Linked DNA regions of Homo sapiens: region 2 is linked to region 1. Evidence: chromatin loops called from intact Hi-C (ENCODE). Cell type or tissue: PC-3. All regions are shown on one strand. Each heading gives the region's core, and the rest is flanking DNA. Links, peaks and the distances in the headings are about the cores only.

What was found. A loop is a pair of places that touch in the nucleus more often than their neighbours do. Peaks named below come from ENCODE experiments on the same cell type or tissue, not always from the same donor. Only the 100,000 strongest peaks of a DNase experiment are listed, where the experiment ranks them.
Region 2: it touches region 1 in a loop (6-fold over the local background); 17 of 110 quality-filtered maps call a loop at or near these places.

Annotation. Positions count from the first base shown.
Region 1 is chr11:83,246,426-83,254,920 of GRCh38, forward strand. It overlaps ANKRD42 (ankyrin repeat domain 42), which reads left to right. Exons shown (of 11, transcript NM_001300975.2): 11 at 1,518-2,546. The coding sequence ends at 1,779. Among named protein-coding and RNA genes, the nearest start is that of CCDC90B-AS1, 35 kb to the right of the region's middle. In PC-3, for the core only: CTCF peaks have their summits at 3,784 (motif pointing left) and 3,988; a DNase peak (open chromatin) is centred at 3,766.
Region 2 is chr11:83,082,348-83,090,842 of GRCh38, forward strand. All of the region lies in intron 2 of LINC02951 (long intergenic non-protein coding RNA 2951), which reads right to left. Among named protein-coding and RNA genes, the nearest start is that of LINC02951, 11 kb to the right of the region's middle. In PC-3, for the core only: CTCF peaks have their summits at 4,871 (motif pointing right) and 6,895; a DNase peak (open chromatin) is centred at 4,874.

The sequences.
Region 1 (8,495 bases), core at 363-8,362:
CAGTTCCTCTTTGATACTGAGAGACTACTGTAGTTAATAGCTGCTGGGATAGAGGATGCCTCGAGCTTCTTTCATCCTACTGTCTCTCTGCTTGTCTGTCTATCTGCTTTCCAGAATGGACAGGGAGCAGAGAGAGACAGGAGAGGGAACTTTGGATTTAATCAAACATGGGTCCAGAAAGAGAACCACACATGGATTCCCTTCTTTGTCCTCTGCTTTTCCTGCCTTTTCCTTTGGTCGTGTCTTGTTCCGTCACACTCTTAGAACTGCCTGTTTCCCTTTCCTCCACCTGTTTCCAAATCTAGTTCTGAAAGAGGTCTGCTAACTGTATTCAGAGTAACATCTAAATCTTTGATAAGGATTAATGTGGTTAAGCTGACATTTGGCTCTAGTTTAAAAGAAAGAAAATAAAAAATAATATAAGGATTAATGTGTCATTCTTCCATGGATGGATACTTGGGAATTTAAACAGATGGCAAAACATTAGGCCAAAATACTCTTTTTTCTGTTTTTTTCCCTGCTACCCTATTAACTGAAACTACCTCTTGATGTGATTTTAGACACCAGGAAGCTGTGGCAGACTGATTTTTTTGTTTTTGTTTTAAATCAGGAGCTTTCTTGGTATCTCACAAATCATATCATATAGGTGGCTGTCCACTGCCTCTATACTGTTTGAAGTGTTTTGAGATGTAGATTTTTTTTTTTTTAGTGTTAGCCTTGGTCTAAGAGCCTAGCTGAAAGTTCTTAGATTCCTTGTAGTCTAGAAAAGTACCTCATGGTGGAAAAATTATTTCCTACTAATGACTTTTTTTTTTGTATTTTTAGTAGAGATAGGGTTACACCGTGTTGGCCAGGCTGGCCTCAAATTCCTGGCCTCAAGTGATCCACCTGCCTCCGCCTCCCAAAGTGCTGGGGTTACAGACGTGAGCCACCGCGCCTGGCCTCCCTTTTATTCTTTAAATGATTCTATCACATTGGCTTCTGTTTTTCTTGTACTTCATCAGGCATCCTTCTACTTTAGGGCCTTTGCACTTGTTCCTTTTGTCTGGAATGCTTTTCCTCTAATGTCTACAGGGTTATCTCTCTTATTTCCTTCAGGGCTTGGCTTAGAAGCCCCCTTCTCAATAAAGCCTTCCCTAGCCACTGTGTATGAAATGTTAAGCCCCTCTTCCACAACATTTTATACTACTCTTTCCTGCTTTATTTTTGTTTTCTCCTTTAGCACTTATTACCTTCCAACATACCATATATTTTACTTATTTATTTTCCTTGTTGTCTGCATATCTCTATTACTAAAGTAAGGTCCAGGAAGGCAGATTTTGGGCCTTTTGTTCACCACTGTATCCCCAATACCTAGGTCAGTGCTCATTCTTAGTAGACCCTTAATACATATTTGTTGAATAAATGATTTCTTTGTTTTATTTGCCTTAAATACAATGTATGAATGCTTTCCACTACTAAAAGTAATTATTAGTTGACATTGATGATTGATTTTTAAAAAATTTTGTTTTTGATAGGACCATCAAAGAACTGCAGGGCCAGCTGGAGTATGAACGACTACGTAGAGAAAAATTAGAATGTCAGCTTGATGAATATCGAGCAGAAGTTGATCAACTCAGGGAAACACTGGAAAAAATTCAAGTCCCAAACTTTGTGGCTATGGTTGGTGTCCTTTTTAATACATTTATTTTTCTCAAGAAGTATATACAAGAGTGGCCAAGAGTACAAGCTTTGGGCTGGGGCTCTTTGGACTTGAATCCTGGCTATAGTCTTTTTTGATTTGGGCTACTCATTTAACCTTTTTGTGCCTCAACTATAAACTGGAGATGATAACTTATACTTTCTAGAGCTGATGACAGGATTAAAGGAATACACACACACACACACACACACACACACACACACACACACTCTATATGTAACTATAACTTTCTAGATACATACACACATCTGTCTATCTATCTTCAAACAGCAGCCTAGTTCATAAGTATTATTGTTAACATTGTACCATAGAAGGAGAAAATGTTTTCATAAGTAATCAATCAGAATTCTAAGACAGCTAGAGGATATGTATATTTTAATATTCTAAATAACCAAAATAAAGTGCTTTGAATGGAATCCATATTTTCTTTCCATAGGGAAGTTTCTTCATCAATCATCATGGATGAATTAATTCTGTTTGAGGCTTGTGTCACCTCAAATCTGATCTATTAATATTATAGAATCTTCCTGGCTTCTTTTTATTTTGCACAAACTAGTCATTGGTCTCTTTAATAACCACTTTAAAAATATTAAAATAATAAAACATGTTTGTTGTATAGTGTTAAAAACAAGATAGATGTTCCTTCTGACACTAAGTTCCACTCTCCAGAGGAAGCTATTGTTAACAATTTAGTACATACCATATTAGACAAAATTCTATTTATCTGCAAACATGTATGTGTATTTCTATGCATATGCAAATATAACCACTTCCTCAGTTTCTCTGGGTTTTGGTGTCTCACCAGTGGTTGATTTTCCAAGAAATATAATTAACTATAATAATTAATCTATTCTCTTCATTTTGCAACCCTCTTCTTGTACGATCTTTAGCACATGGGGAAAATTTAGTATCAGAGAGGCCAGCTGTACAGTCATGTGTTGGTTAGAGGGCTAGAGGACACAGCACCATTTATAACTCACTGCTTCCAATCAAATCTGTTACCCCTCCACCTTGTGGCAGGGACTCTGTGACTCCCAGTCTCCTCAAAAGTAGAAAGGTAAGTTGTAAGTTGTTGTTCTTCGTTTTTTCTTTTTTTGGACAGGGTGTTGCTCTTGTCACCCATACTTCAATGCAGTGGTGCCATCATAGGGCACTGTAGCCTCGAACTCCCTAGGTTCAAGTGATCCTCTTGCCTCAGCCTCCCAAGTAGCTGGGACTGTAGGCATGCACCAACACACCTGGCCAATTAGTTTTTTTGTTTGTTTGTTTGTTTGTTTTGTAAGGACGGGATCTTGCTTTGTTGCCAAGGCTAAGTTGTTGTTCTTCAGCTGCCTAGGTGGGACAATCTTTTGGGGTGGTCACGCAAGCTGCACATTTTCTTTTGAGCCATTCCAAACTGTCTACTTTAGGAATGTTTCTGTCTTTTAGCTATTTAGAAATTCTCTTTGCTTACTCAGAAGCATCTGTTCTCAGGTTGGATCTGGTTTCATACTTCACAGTTTTGCTTCCCTAAAACTTCACTCTACCAACAATGTGTAGGCTTTCAGGAGAGCTGTCTCAAGGTCCCTGTGCTCAGAGTTCATTTTTTTTTGCATTCTTGCTTTAGGTTATACCTAATTTTTGTAAATAAGCAAATGTCACTGAGCTTTCATGGCAGCTGCAACTCTGGCACTGCTTATTTTCACTTGCAAAAGCTTGAATCTCAATTTCCTCATCTTTAAAATGAGGAATAATAATACCTACCTCATGGAATTGTATTGATGTTAAATGGAATATTGTGTAGAAATCCTGAATTTGGTTTCTAGCACGCAGAGGTATTCACTATATAGTAGTAGTCATTGTATTATTTACTCCCTTTCTTTTTTTCCATTTTCTATATTACAGATGAGTTGACATGGTCAGTGGATAAATAAATGTGTAGAGCCACATGCAGCTAAGGATAGGAAGAATTTATCTGGGAGTCTAATTATATGTAATGTATAAGTAAAATGAACTTTTCGTTCAGGATTATAAATACGGAATCCTCAAGAAGCTCTGACTAAGTCTTTCTCCTGCCACCTTCTGGTCAGGACCTATGATTGCATACTACTGTACCTTAAGATCCTCGGCCCCCAACATAATCTGCAATAGTATAATTTTTACTGAGAAAAAAAATTATTCGAATAGTTTCCTAGGATAGTTTGACATATATAAAGCACTTAAATGGTTTTTTGATAACAGCTGTTTTTATAGCACTTTCTCAGATATTATCTCATTTTAGTCTGCATCAACCCTATGAGGAGGTAGAATGATATATATATTTTTGATCCCATGTTATAAATGAGAGGGCAGAGGCTCAGAGAAGTTGAGAGTCTTGTTAGAGCATACAGCTAGTGTAAGGCAGGAGCAAACTCAGAATCTCTGTCTCCACATTATATTTTTCTAATACTTCTGTGGAAATGACTATCAAATCCATACTTAAGTACTGTGTCCCCACTAGGGATCCCCACCTGTATTTCCCACTGCTCGTCAACTGGACATTTCCACCCGAAATTCCTGGTGGTGCTTGAATTAAAAAAAAATGTCCAGAACCAAGCTCAATATCAAGACCAGATTCTCTCCCCTATCTCTGCATTTAAATTAATGGCATCACTATTTTCTCAACTACCCAGTCTTGGACTCTTAATGATTAGCCATGTTTTCTCCTTTAGATCATACAAAAAGCGAGTCCATCCTGTAGGTAGGAACATGTTCTCTACTTTCACTGCTTCCCTAGTTTAGGTTTCTATATCTTTCTATCTGAACTACTGTGATAGAATTTTGGTATTTACTCCTTCCCTATCCAAATCCATTTGACTCACAGTGGTCAGCTTGATTTTCTTGTCACTCCTTGGATTGAAAATCTTCCTTACCTGAATAAGTACTGATTCTTCAGTTTGACATTCAGCCTTAACCTACCTCACCAACTTTATTTTTGTCTGTTCTCCTATATATATATTAATAGCTTATTTTTTCTTAAGCTACCCTATGCTTTCCCATCATTAAGCCTTTGTTCAATTTGTCCATATACCTTGAAAACTGCCTGTTGACTCTGTAAAATCCCCTAGGAGCCATCTCATTTATCACCCCTTTCCTAGTCTCCCTGGTCACACGTGATCTCTCCTTCTATCAAGCACCTTGTACTGGTCTGAGGGCTTCTCGTCATCTGTATCACAGCATGATTGGGCACTTACTTTACCCGCAGTACTGAAAATCTAAGTTTTATAAGATCACTTAACTTATGTTAATAACATCATCTTAGTCATCATTAACAACAGGTTTTGAGTATGTTGGGCTTAGTGTTAAGACTTTATATTCAGCAGATACCATCTTCATTTTATAAATGAAGAAATCAACTCTCAGATAAAATAAACAATTTATAAAGTTACAAAGCTTGTTAGATGGCTAGCCATGATTTCAACCTGTCTAGCCCCAAGTCTATGCTTTTAACACCACTTGTTACTGCTATTATAAACCCCTCACATTCCCTCTTTCTGTGCTTTTAAGAACATTTATTTTGAAAATTTTTCTTTGAAAACTTTTGATGATAGCTTTTTAATTTTAGTAAATTAATTTAGTAAATTAATTTTAGGGTTAATTTACTTATGAAAACTTAAAAATTGGTAAGAATTTTGTTAAAATGTTACACTATAAGTTCAAACATATATTTCAAGATATGTCTTAAATTGGAAGTTGAGATGATAAAATATAACGTAGGATATCTTCATGACCTTGGGGTAGGAAAAAAATGTGTAGACTGGACTTCATTAAAATAAGACTTCAGTTCATCAAAGATTATATGAACAGACTTGAAAAGGCAAGCCAAAGTGTAGAAAAACATATTTCCTTTCTTTCTCTCTGCTTTTCTTTCTTCTCTCCTATCTGAAAAAGAAGTTGTATCTAGAATATATAAATCAACGTGAAAAAGACAGTCCAGTAAAAAAACTGGGCAAGACTTGTGTAGGCATTTCACAAAAGAAGATATCCAAGTGGCCAATAAACATGAAATTGTGCTCAAAATCACTGGTTATCAGAAATGTAAATTAAAACCCAAACAAGATACCAATATATACCCATCAGAATGGCAAAAATTGAAACAGACGTTACCAAATGCTGGTGAGGATGTGGAACAACTGGAGATTTTATACACCAGTGGTGGCAGTGTAAATTGGCTACCACTTTGGAAAATTAATTCCTAGTGGAATTAGTACATGTTTCTTTGTGTACACAGATGGACACCAAAAATATATAATGTTCTTGTCAGCATTATTACATATATCTCTCAAACTAGAATCATCTAAAAATTCCCTCAACAGTAAGAATCAATACATTTTGCTATATTCATACAATGGAATATTATATAGCAATGAAAATGTGTGAATTGCTACTCTACACATCACCACGAATGAATTTCACAAACACTATGCTGACTAAAAGGAAACAATATGAAAGAACACATACCGTGTGATTACATGTAGTCCACAAATCAGTAAGATAAATCAAGTCAGTAGTGCCTAGGAAGGGGCAAATGGAGGCTTCTGGGATACTGGTAATGTCTAATCTCTTTATCTCAGTCATGGTCACAGGGGTGTGTTCACTTTGTAAAAATTCATCAAGCTGTACCTTTTTTTTTCTTTGTGCTCTTTGGTATATATATTGTACTTAAAACATTAAATTTAAACTAATATTTTAAGTATAATATATATTTAGATATATACTTAATACATATACTTAAATATAATGTAATAGCTTTGGCAGAGCTGTCTGTCCAGAGAGAGAGTTATGTAGCACTGAACTCATAGCTTCTGTCTCCAGAACCAGTATTATTCAGGAAGTCCTTGATCTACAGCTTTGGGCCATGTTTGCTAATCAAGAGTGACTGACCGGGAACCGGTAATATTCCATGGTTACCTTCCATGTTTCACTTAACCTTATTTTCTACCTACAAAGGTCTGGAACAAGGTTGAACTTTGATGTGGTCTCTGCTGGGCTTCTCTCTGACCTATGACATCCTAGCTTATGTACCTAGAGTGGCCCATGGAGCAATATGAGGACTTCAGTGAGTTTATCCATGTTCAACTCTTAGCTTGGGGAAGTTCTAAAAGTTTGTGATTTCCCTTTCTTTCTCTTTGTTTATACCCTACTTTTTTGGGGGAGAAGGGTTAGTTTTGACACTGTTAAGAAGAGTCTGTACTGGTAAGCAAGAAGGTGGAATTCTCTTATAGTTTCATATGCTGTCTAGAATTTCTCAGAGTGCATAGGCTTTTTGAAAAATAAGAATTCCATATATCCCAGCAGTAATTTGTAGATCCATAAACTCTTTCAACAGTTTTATATGTAGAATTTTAATCTGTTCGACAAACCTGTTCTTTCAGGGCAAAAAAATACATACATTTTCCCCACAAGGATTTTTGTCTAATTTTGTTGTAGTAATAGACTGCATTTACATTTAGAATTGCTTTTGGTGCCTAAGCATTATGATTCATGTATTTAGTATCTTAATATACAGTTCTATTGAGTTTAGGAGAAAACATGTATTGGGGAGAAATATATTTCTTGGCTATGATGTAAGATAAAGAAACGAGTAATCTTGGTGAAAAATGTTCTCCAAATGCAGAAACTTTTAGAATTGGGAGATTTGGAACCTTCAGTGAACACTTATGGAAGGCCTGTTGAATGCCAAGCACATATTTTCTTTTGAAGTTGTATTTTAAGACTTGGTTTGATAGAACAAGTTACATATTTGGTGTTAGGAGGGACTTTGGAAAATTTGGAATCCTCTTCTAATACATAAAAGGTAAAGAAAAATAAGTATTGCTGTCTTTGGAAGTCTTTAATTAATTTTTTTGAGACACTATCTCACTCTGTGCCCAGGCTGGCATTCAGGGTCATGATCTTGGCTCACTGCAACCTCCAGTTCCCAGGCTCAAGCAATCCTCCAGCCTCAGCCTCGTGAGTAGCTGGGACTACAGGCATGAGCCACCATGCCCAGCTAAATTTTTTTGTATTTTTTTGTAGAGAGAGGGGATTGTTGTCCAGGTTGGTCTCAAACTCCTGAGCTCAAAGTGATCTGCCCACCACAGCCTCCTAAAGTGCTGGGATTACAGATGTGAGCCACCATACCCTGCCTGTTTCTGGAAGTCATAACTCTATTAAAGCACTAGGAAATTGGCTACATCTGACAAGTAGCCACCTCTTCCCCCTAAATTTTCTATATTCTTTTTCTAGTTCCATCTAGTTGGATTAGGTTAAACTCCTGCCCCACCTGAGTGTTTTTCTTTTTTCTTTTCTTTTTTTTTTTTTTGAGACAGGGTCTTGCTCTGTAGCACAAGCTGGAGTGCAGTGGCGCAGTCTTGGCTCACTGCAGCCTCTGTCTCCTGGGTTCAAGCGATTCTCCTGCCTCAGCCTCCTGAGTAGCTGGGATTACAAGTGTGCAGGACAAGCCCAGCTAATTTTTGTATTTTTAGCGGAGATAGGGTTGGCCAGGCTAGTCTTGAACTCCTGACCTCAAGTGATCTGCCTGCCTTGGCCTCCCAAAGTGCTGGGATTATAGGCGTGAGCCACCGCACCTGGCCTCATCTTTAAAATACTGGTAATGCTACTTACTACACTTGATTTTGTATGTATAGTATGAAGAACAGTTGTATCATATGCTAAGTCCCAATCAAAGGTTTGTTATTTTTCTTCAGACTAGCCGCTAAACTTTTTTTCAAGAGACCATCTGTATTACCCTATGCCCACAAACACCTGGCCACTGTAAGAGAAAGCTAGAAGT
Region 2 (8,495 bases), core at 360-8,359, 160 kb before region 1:
GTCTGAGGGCAGGAAGCATCCAGCGTGGGAGAAGGATGGAAGCTGGGAGGCTAGGCCAGTCTCTCCTCTTCACGTTTTTCTGCGTGCTTATATTCTACCTATGCTGGTAGCTGATTAGACTGTGCCCACCAGATTGAGAGTGGGTGGGCCTTCCCCAGCCCACTAACTCAAATGTTAATCTCATTTGGCAACACCCTTACAGACAAACCCAGGATCAGTATTTTGCATCCTTCAATCAAGTTGACACTTAGTATTAACCATCACAATGTATGATTTTTAAAATCTGCATTTTTAATAAGCTACTAGTTTATTTTTCCACCTAATCCAATTCCTAATTTTATTTGAAAGCACCAAGGTAAATAGTTCCTAAATCACTGTTATTTAAATTGTGCTCCAGTACCCCTTATTCTTGCTGCAATTCCAAGACAGAGATAACAAAAATTTTTTTTTCAATGTTTTGTTTTTTTGAGACAGAGTCTCGCTGTGTCCCCCAGGCTGGAGTGCAGTGGCTCGATCTCGGCTCACTGCAAGCTCCGCCTCCCGGGTTCACGCCGTTCTCCTGCCTCAGCCTCCTGAGTAGCTGGGATTACAGGCATGTGCCACCACACCCTGCTAATTTTTTGTATTTTTTTTTTTAGTAGAGACGGGGTGCATGCTGCATGCTCCGCCTCCCGGGCTCTCGCCATTCTCCTGCCTCAGCCTCCGGAGTAGCTGGGACTACAGGCGCCTGCCACCACGCCCGGCTAATTTTTTGTATTTTTACTGGAGACGGGTTTTCACTGTGTTAGACGGGATAGTATTGATCTCCTGACCTCGTGAGCCACCGCGCCCGGCCTGCCAAAATTTTTAATGTTTGCATGTACATAGTTACTCAACAAAGAGGCCAGGTGTGGTGGCTCACGCCTATAATGCCAACACTTTGGGAGGGTTGCCTGAGCCCAGGAGTTCGAGACCAGCCTGGGCAACATTGTAAGAGCCTGTCTCTTAAAAATATATATTTTGGGGAGCCAGGTGTGGCACCTCACGCCTGTAATCCCAACACTGGGAGGCTGAGGTGAGTGGATTGCTTGAGCTCAGGAGTTCGAGATCAGCCTGGGCAACATGGCGAAACCCTGTCTCTACCAAAAAAAAAAAAAAAAAAAAAAGTAGAGGCATCGTGGTGTGTGCCTGTGGTCCTGGCTACTGGGAAGTCTGAAGTGGGAGGATCGCTTGAGCCTAGGAGGTGGAGGTTGGAGTACGCCAAGATCACACCACTGCATTCCAGCCTTGGTGTCAGAGTTAGACCCTGTCTCAAAAAATATATTTTAAAATGATATTAAGTAAAGAATATAGTCCAGCCACATGAGCAAGTATTGCTTATCTAGAAAGACGTATAATAAAGTTCTTTTGGGGAGATAAACTATGATCCATTCTATGTTTCATGTAAATCAGGGGCAGCCAATCTTCTGGCTTCCTTGGGCCACATTGGAAGAATTATCTTGGGCCACACATAAAATACACTAACACTAATGATAGCTGATGAGTTTTTAAAAAGAATCACAAAAGCAATGTTTTAGCAAAGTTTATGAATTTGTGTTGGGCTGCATTCAAAGCTGTCCTGGGCCGCAAGGTGGAAAAAACTTGATCTAAAGTATTTGATTTTTTTAGAAAAGTTTTTGAATGGCCAGGTGTGGTGGCTCACACCTGTAATCCCAGCACTTTGGGAGGCCGAGGCAGGCGGATCACGAGATCAGGAGATCGAGACCATCCTGGCCAACATGCTGAAACTCCATCTCTACTAAAATACAAAAACTTAGCCAGGCATGCTGGCATGCGCTTGTAGTCCCAGCTACTCGGGAGGCTGAGGCAGGGGAATCACTTGAACCCAGGAGGCGGAGGTTGCAGTACAGTGAGCCAAGATCGCGCCACTGTACTCCAGCCTGGTGACAGAGCAAGACTGTCTCAAAAAAAAAAAAAAGGAAGCTTTTGAATAAGAAGCAACTCTACAGTACTCTATTGTAGACAACCAAAGTATTAATATTTGGGGGGCACAATTTCAACCAACTTTAAATTATTTCATTCTGGAAGTATGTGTTGAGTAAATATGAAGTATAAGGCCCCTAGAGGTACAGATGGCTATGGCCGTCTAAACCATTTTACTCTTAACTTTTAGTGTCATGGACCTCTTTGTCAATCTAGTGAAGTCTATGGACCGCTTTTTTTTAAAAAAGCCTTTAAACATATAAAGTACAGTACATTGAATTACAAAAGGATCCAAGAATATTGAAATAGTTACCAAAAAAATTTGATATAGAAATATATGTGGTTTATTAATGAATAAGATCTAGCAGTGGCCTTACTATAATTTCAACACAGTAGCGTGGTGAGCATAAATATTTCAACTTATCTGCAACAATTGTAATGTGATATGGAAATAATCAGTTTAATTGTGACAGTCACATTTACTGCTAACTACTGTGATTGACTGGCTATGTTTACATTTTATTAGAAGTTATTGAAAGTAGATGCCAGGCATGGTGGCTCATGCCTGTAATCCTAGCACTTTGGGAGGCCAAAGTGGGCAGATCATTTGAGCCCACGAGTTCGAGACCAGCCTGGCCAACATGATGAAGCCCTGTCTCTACTAAAAATAAAAAAAAAAATTAGCCTGGCATGGTGGCCTGCTGTAGTCCCAGCTACTCACAAGGCTGAGGCAGAAGAATCACTTGAACCAGGGAGGCAAAGATTGCTGTGAGCTGAGATCACGCCACTGCACTCCAGCCTGGGCAACAGAGCCCGACCCTGTCTCAAAATAAAAGAGAGATGTAATGGACCCCTTTAATTAATCTATAAACTCCTAATTAAGAACCCTGGTTAAAATTTTTTAATAGGAGCTTGTCTTCTTCACTGTTGTATCCAAAGCCTGACTGAAATCTGTAGACACCTAAGCAGTGAAAAATTTGATGCCTTAACCTATATAATTTAAAATCAAAATATTTACACTATAAGGTGAATTTAAGGAAGATCTCATTTTTCTCATGGTGAAGACTAAGATACTTTTTCAAAATTACTAAATTTTCATTTGTTTCATCAGGGATGAGGTTGGGGGAGGATCTAGCTCCTTTATTAATACCTGAATATATAGGTTTTAATATCCAAGCTTGACTATATCCACTACACTTGGTACACAACAGAACAAATGAATGAACATTTTCATGCCTGTAATCCTAGCACTTTGAGAAGCCAAGGCAGGAGGATTGCTTAAGCCCAGGAGCTTGTGACCAGCTTGGACAACATAGGGAGACCTTATCTCGACAATAAATTTAAAAATTAGCTGGTTGTGGTGGCACGTGCTGGTAGTCCTAGCTACTGGGGAGGCTAAGGTGAGAGGATCGCTTGAGCCCAAGAGGTTGAGGCTGCAGTGAGCCATGATCATGCCACTGCACTCCAACTTGGGCTACAGAGCAAGACCTTGTCTCTCAACTAAAAATAAAAAATAAAATTCACGATACTCCCCAAAAGCTGATGATAACATGTAAGAAGCGACTTGATTTTACCTTCTAACTCTCCCTCCCTTTTAGCACAATGCTGCAAAATGACTGGCTCATAAACCACTAAGCTGCCTTGGCAGCCACTTGTTATTGTTACCAGTAGGTAATATGCTGTTTTCTTCTGCTTGGCACATAAGCAGTAGGCATGAAATAATTGCTTAATGGATAAGTAAGTTGTTAAATTATAAAACTCTGATGGATTGCTTAGTCCTTTAACAATTTACACCCCCCTCCCACTTATCCAATTCTTTTGTGACAGATTTTGCACTAGCAAAGTGCACTGTTTCAGACAATCAAGGAAATAAAACATTTCTTGATGAAATCCTACCTCGCCTCAACAGGAAACTGAATTGGAGTCCTCAATTCTCAGTACATCAGAACTAGTGTGTGAAAGGATCAGGAGAGGACCATAGTATTGGAGAATAAAACATTATGTATTGATGGTTGAGCTTTATGTCATCGTGTAGTAAATGCTATGACCATAAAGCCATTACTGTTAACACTTAAGTTTATCTTCTGAAAGAAGCCTATGAAATATCTCCAGAAAGACTAGGGGATTTTCTTCTGTTTGTTTGTTTGTTTGTTTGAGATGGAGTTTGCTCTGTTGCTCAGGCTGGAGTACAGTGGTGCGATCTCGGCTCACTGCAACCTCTGCCTCCCAGGTTCAAGTCATTCTCCTGCCTCAGCCTCTGGAGTAGCCAGGACTACGCACTGCGCCACCACACCCAGCTAATTTTGTATTTTTGGTGCAGACAGGGTTTCCCCATGTTGGCCAGGCTGGTCTTGAACTCCTGGCCTCAAGTGATCCGCCCACCTCGGCCCAAAGTGCTGGCCACCGCGCCCAGTCAGACTTGTTTTTTAGTGAAATAAATTGTTTTCCTTTAGGACCTTATTCTTTATGATAACAGATTCCAAGAATATGCAGTCTTGTCAATGGCTGTTTCATCCTCAGTTTCTTTAAAAATAAAATACAATTAGAACATTTTTAGATATGCTATATCTATCCAATCTATTTTCCTGTCACCCAGTAAGGTTTTCTATCATCAGCACAGGTCTATGAAAGGACAGTAAAGGGTCTCCTGTTACATACCCTAGCACTAATGTTTGTAATAGAATGTTAAGATAAGTTGTTTCATGTAATCGGACTACATTCAGTCTTTCTCTACCCTCTGTCCTCTATTTACCCACCTATGCATGTGGCCTACTAATTATATTGACTGTACATGACCAGCAAGTTGTAAGTTCTTTTAAAAGCAGGAGCTCAACCATATTTGTATTCACATTTCCTTCTGCTTAAAACAGGGCTCTTGTTTCTTCAGTAAATATTCATTCGGTATCCACTAGGTGTCAGATAATATACAAGGTAGGTTCTAGGGATTCCAAGATAAATAAACACAGATATGCCAATATGAGTCTGACAGTTTTGGCGGGGAGAGGTGGAAAATAGATCTGCAAGCCAAAAAAGCTACAGTAGAATAATATAAATATTGTAATGGCAATAAAATACCAGAACTATTAATTTTACATTTAGTAATCATTCAGTATCAATTAAATGGGTAAAATGGATATGTTGGCATGAATGACATATAACTGAAAAAACACTAAGAACTGTATAGAAACTGAATTAGACATATGAGTAATATTAGTAGGAAGGGGAGAGAATATTTGATTCCAGGTAGGCTACCAAGCAGGATGTTTTTTCAGCACAGCCTTGGAATAAAATCTGTAACCTTTGAAAACAATCACATTTTTGTTCTTATGCAATCTTTGTTTTTAAATGTATTTATTGTTTTGGCTCTAGTCCCTGAATGTTAAAATTTTAGTGTCAGTGTTAATTCTCACTTATCTTCTCCAGACCTTACTCCCTAATTTTCTCATTTTCATTTGCCCCAATAAGTGCCAACCTTACCTTGAATAGAATAGTGGATTTATCAGCTTACAAGGACTAAAAAGTCGTCATTTCCAAAAACATCTGTCCAATAAGTCTGCCTCAGTGACTACATTTCTAGCATTACAATGTCATTCTTAGTACACTGATTTGATCTTTACAAATTACATAAATGTATAAAATTGTCGCATGTACCCTAAATTATATACATCTATTATGTATGTATCAATAAAAAAATAATTTTCTGTGCTTTTTCTCCTGTTAAAAAGAATTCTTTTCTTTTTGAGACAGGGCCTGGCTCTGTCACCCAGGCTGGAGTGCAGTGGTGCAATCTTGGCTCACTGCAGCCCCTGCCTCCCAGGCTGAAGTGATCCTCCCACCTCAGCCTCCTGAGTAGTTGGGACTACAGATGGGTACCACCATGCCTGGCTAAGTTTTTGTAGAGACAGGGTTTTGCCATGTTGTCCAGGCTGGTCTCAAACTCCTGAGCTCCAGCAGTCTTCCTGGCTTGGCTTCCCAAAGCGCTGGGATTACAGGTGTGAGCCACCACACCCAGCTGATTCTTTAGAAGACCAGTATTGCATTGTGATTGCCTCTGGGCAGGAAAACTAAGGGGCATCAGTAGACTATGCAATTACTTTCTTCCTCTTTAAAAAAGTATTGTTAATTTTTAAATTTACATATTTTGGTATACAATTCTATGAGTTTTGACAAATGCAAAGAATCATATAACCACCGCCATAATTGAGATACTAAACAATTCTATCACCTCAAAAAAAATCCTCTTGAGCTGTCTCATTTATAATTTTTGTGATTAAAAATGGTTATTTTTCAAAAAGTAACGTTTGGGCCAGTGCGCCTGGAGTGCACCAGTAGTCCCAGCTACTAGGGAGGCTGAGGCAGGAGAATTGCTTGAACCCGGGAGGTGGCGATTGCAATCAGCTGAGATCACACCACTGCACTCCACCCTGTGAGTGGGCTACAGAGTGACACTCTGTCTAAAAACAAAAACAAAAAAACACTTTAAATGTTTCATATAGTTATTCCTTATTCAAAAAGTATGCCTTTTTGGGTTAAGACAGTGCCATTTCAAATAGCCTTGTAGAAATATAAGCAAGGAAATGCTAAATTATACCATTATTGATCATTAGTACCTTAGCTTGTAGTTTAAACTGTTGAAGAGAATTAGGACTCCACCTGGCATTGTGGCATAAGCCAGTAGTCCCAGCTACCCAGGAGGCTGAGGCCTGAGCTCAGGAGTTCAAGACTAGACTGAGCACATAGCGAGATCTTGTCTCAAAAAATGAAAGAAAAAGAATTAGGACTCAGAAAAGGTAAAGGGTGTGTGTGTTTGATTAGATAGAGGATGGGATTGAAGGCTTAAGGAGGAGATTAGGGCCTGAGATGGAACAATGCGCATGGAAGGATAGATATGGGTAGTGTGTTCTGAGTAATATAAGAGACCTAGATTCTCAAAGATAGAGGGCACCAAAGAGATGAGTCCTGTAGAGGGGTGACCTTCATGTAAAAAATGATCTATCTTAATTGGGAGCTACAGACCTGGGATTCTGTACTGAACTTATACAGAATAAGTAATTTACTCTTCAAAAGTCGCTTCCCCAGCTGGGCGCAGTGGCTCATGGCTGTAATCCCAACACTTTGGAAGGCTGAGGCAGGTGGATCACCTGAGGTGAAACCCCGTCTCTACTAAAAATAAAAAAAAAGTAGCCAGGCATGGTGGTGGGTGCCTGTAATCCCGGCTACTCGGGAGGCTGAGGCAGGAGAATTGCTCGAAACCAAGAGGCAGAGGTCGCAGTGAGCTGAGATGGTGCCATTGCACTCCAGCCTGGGCGACAAATGCAAAAACTGCATCTAAAGAAAAAAAAAAAAAGTCACTACGCCTTTCTGGGCCTCAATTTCATAATCTGTAAAATAGTAAGGTTGGACTGAGTATATACCAAGGTCCATTTCAGAGTTCTCCAGCTAGAAGCAAAACCCTTGTGTGTATGTGTTAGTTTTTTTCCCCTAAGGTTTTGTCCTCTAGTTTTAACTAGAGAGACACATTTGGGATATTAATAACCGAATTCTAGCAAGCATTATGATCTCTTCAGATTTCATGTAGTTTGATGTCAGAAGCTGCATAGCAAAGTTAAGCCTGATCTGAATTGGCTTCAAGTGGATAGAGCTGTATGACCCTCAGTCTTCTCATGTATAGAATGACTTATATACTCTAAACTTCCTTGTAGTTTTCATATTTCATGACTATGAAACCTGTGAAAACTTACCAGTGTTTTTTCTATTCATACTTCCTTTGAGTCTGCAGCTGCTGTTCTTCTGATTTGATTTTTTTGTTGTTTATTTTTATTAGCCACTATTCATTCAGTACCTTTTATATGTCAAAACGTTTGATATTTAACCTACGTTATTTAAGGGCTTTTGTACTGCTGCTGTACTTTATAGGTGCATAGATATGGTAAAATCACACCATGCCTCCTGCTCTGACTCTGGATAACATATTCCTACAGCAGGATCTCATTTCAATAAAAATTAAAAGAAACACTAGAGAGAGGAAGAAGGGGAGAAGATAAATGTGGCTTTAAATTGATAAGTGAAAGGCAAGGAACTAACATTTGAGGATCTACTATGTGTTAGACACTTTATAACATGGATCTTCTTTAGATCATTGAGATAAGCAGGTAGAAAGACATCACAAAGGGAGTCTGCTTGTATTGATAGCAAGAAGAAAAAAATGACTTCATGCCATAAATCACTGGAATTATTCAGAATTTTTGTTTTGCATGTTATCCTCCATTATGAGGACAAAGACAGCATAATGTCTCTATGTAGTAAGTGTTTGGTGAATGTTTATTGAATAAGTAGGGATTTTTATCATGCATATAGTAGTGTTTCTTAATGTTTTGGATCCATGGACTTATAAAAATTTTATAAAAGCTATGGCTACATCCAGGATGTTACCTCCCTCCCCTGCCACACACAAAAGGAAACAGCCAAGTCCCTCCCCTCACTCTAACCATTCCCACATCTATATTTGTGTAAAACCCATGATTTTAAACTGT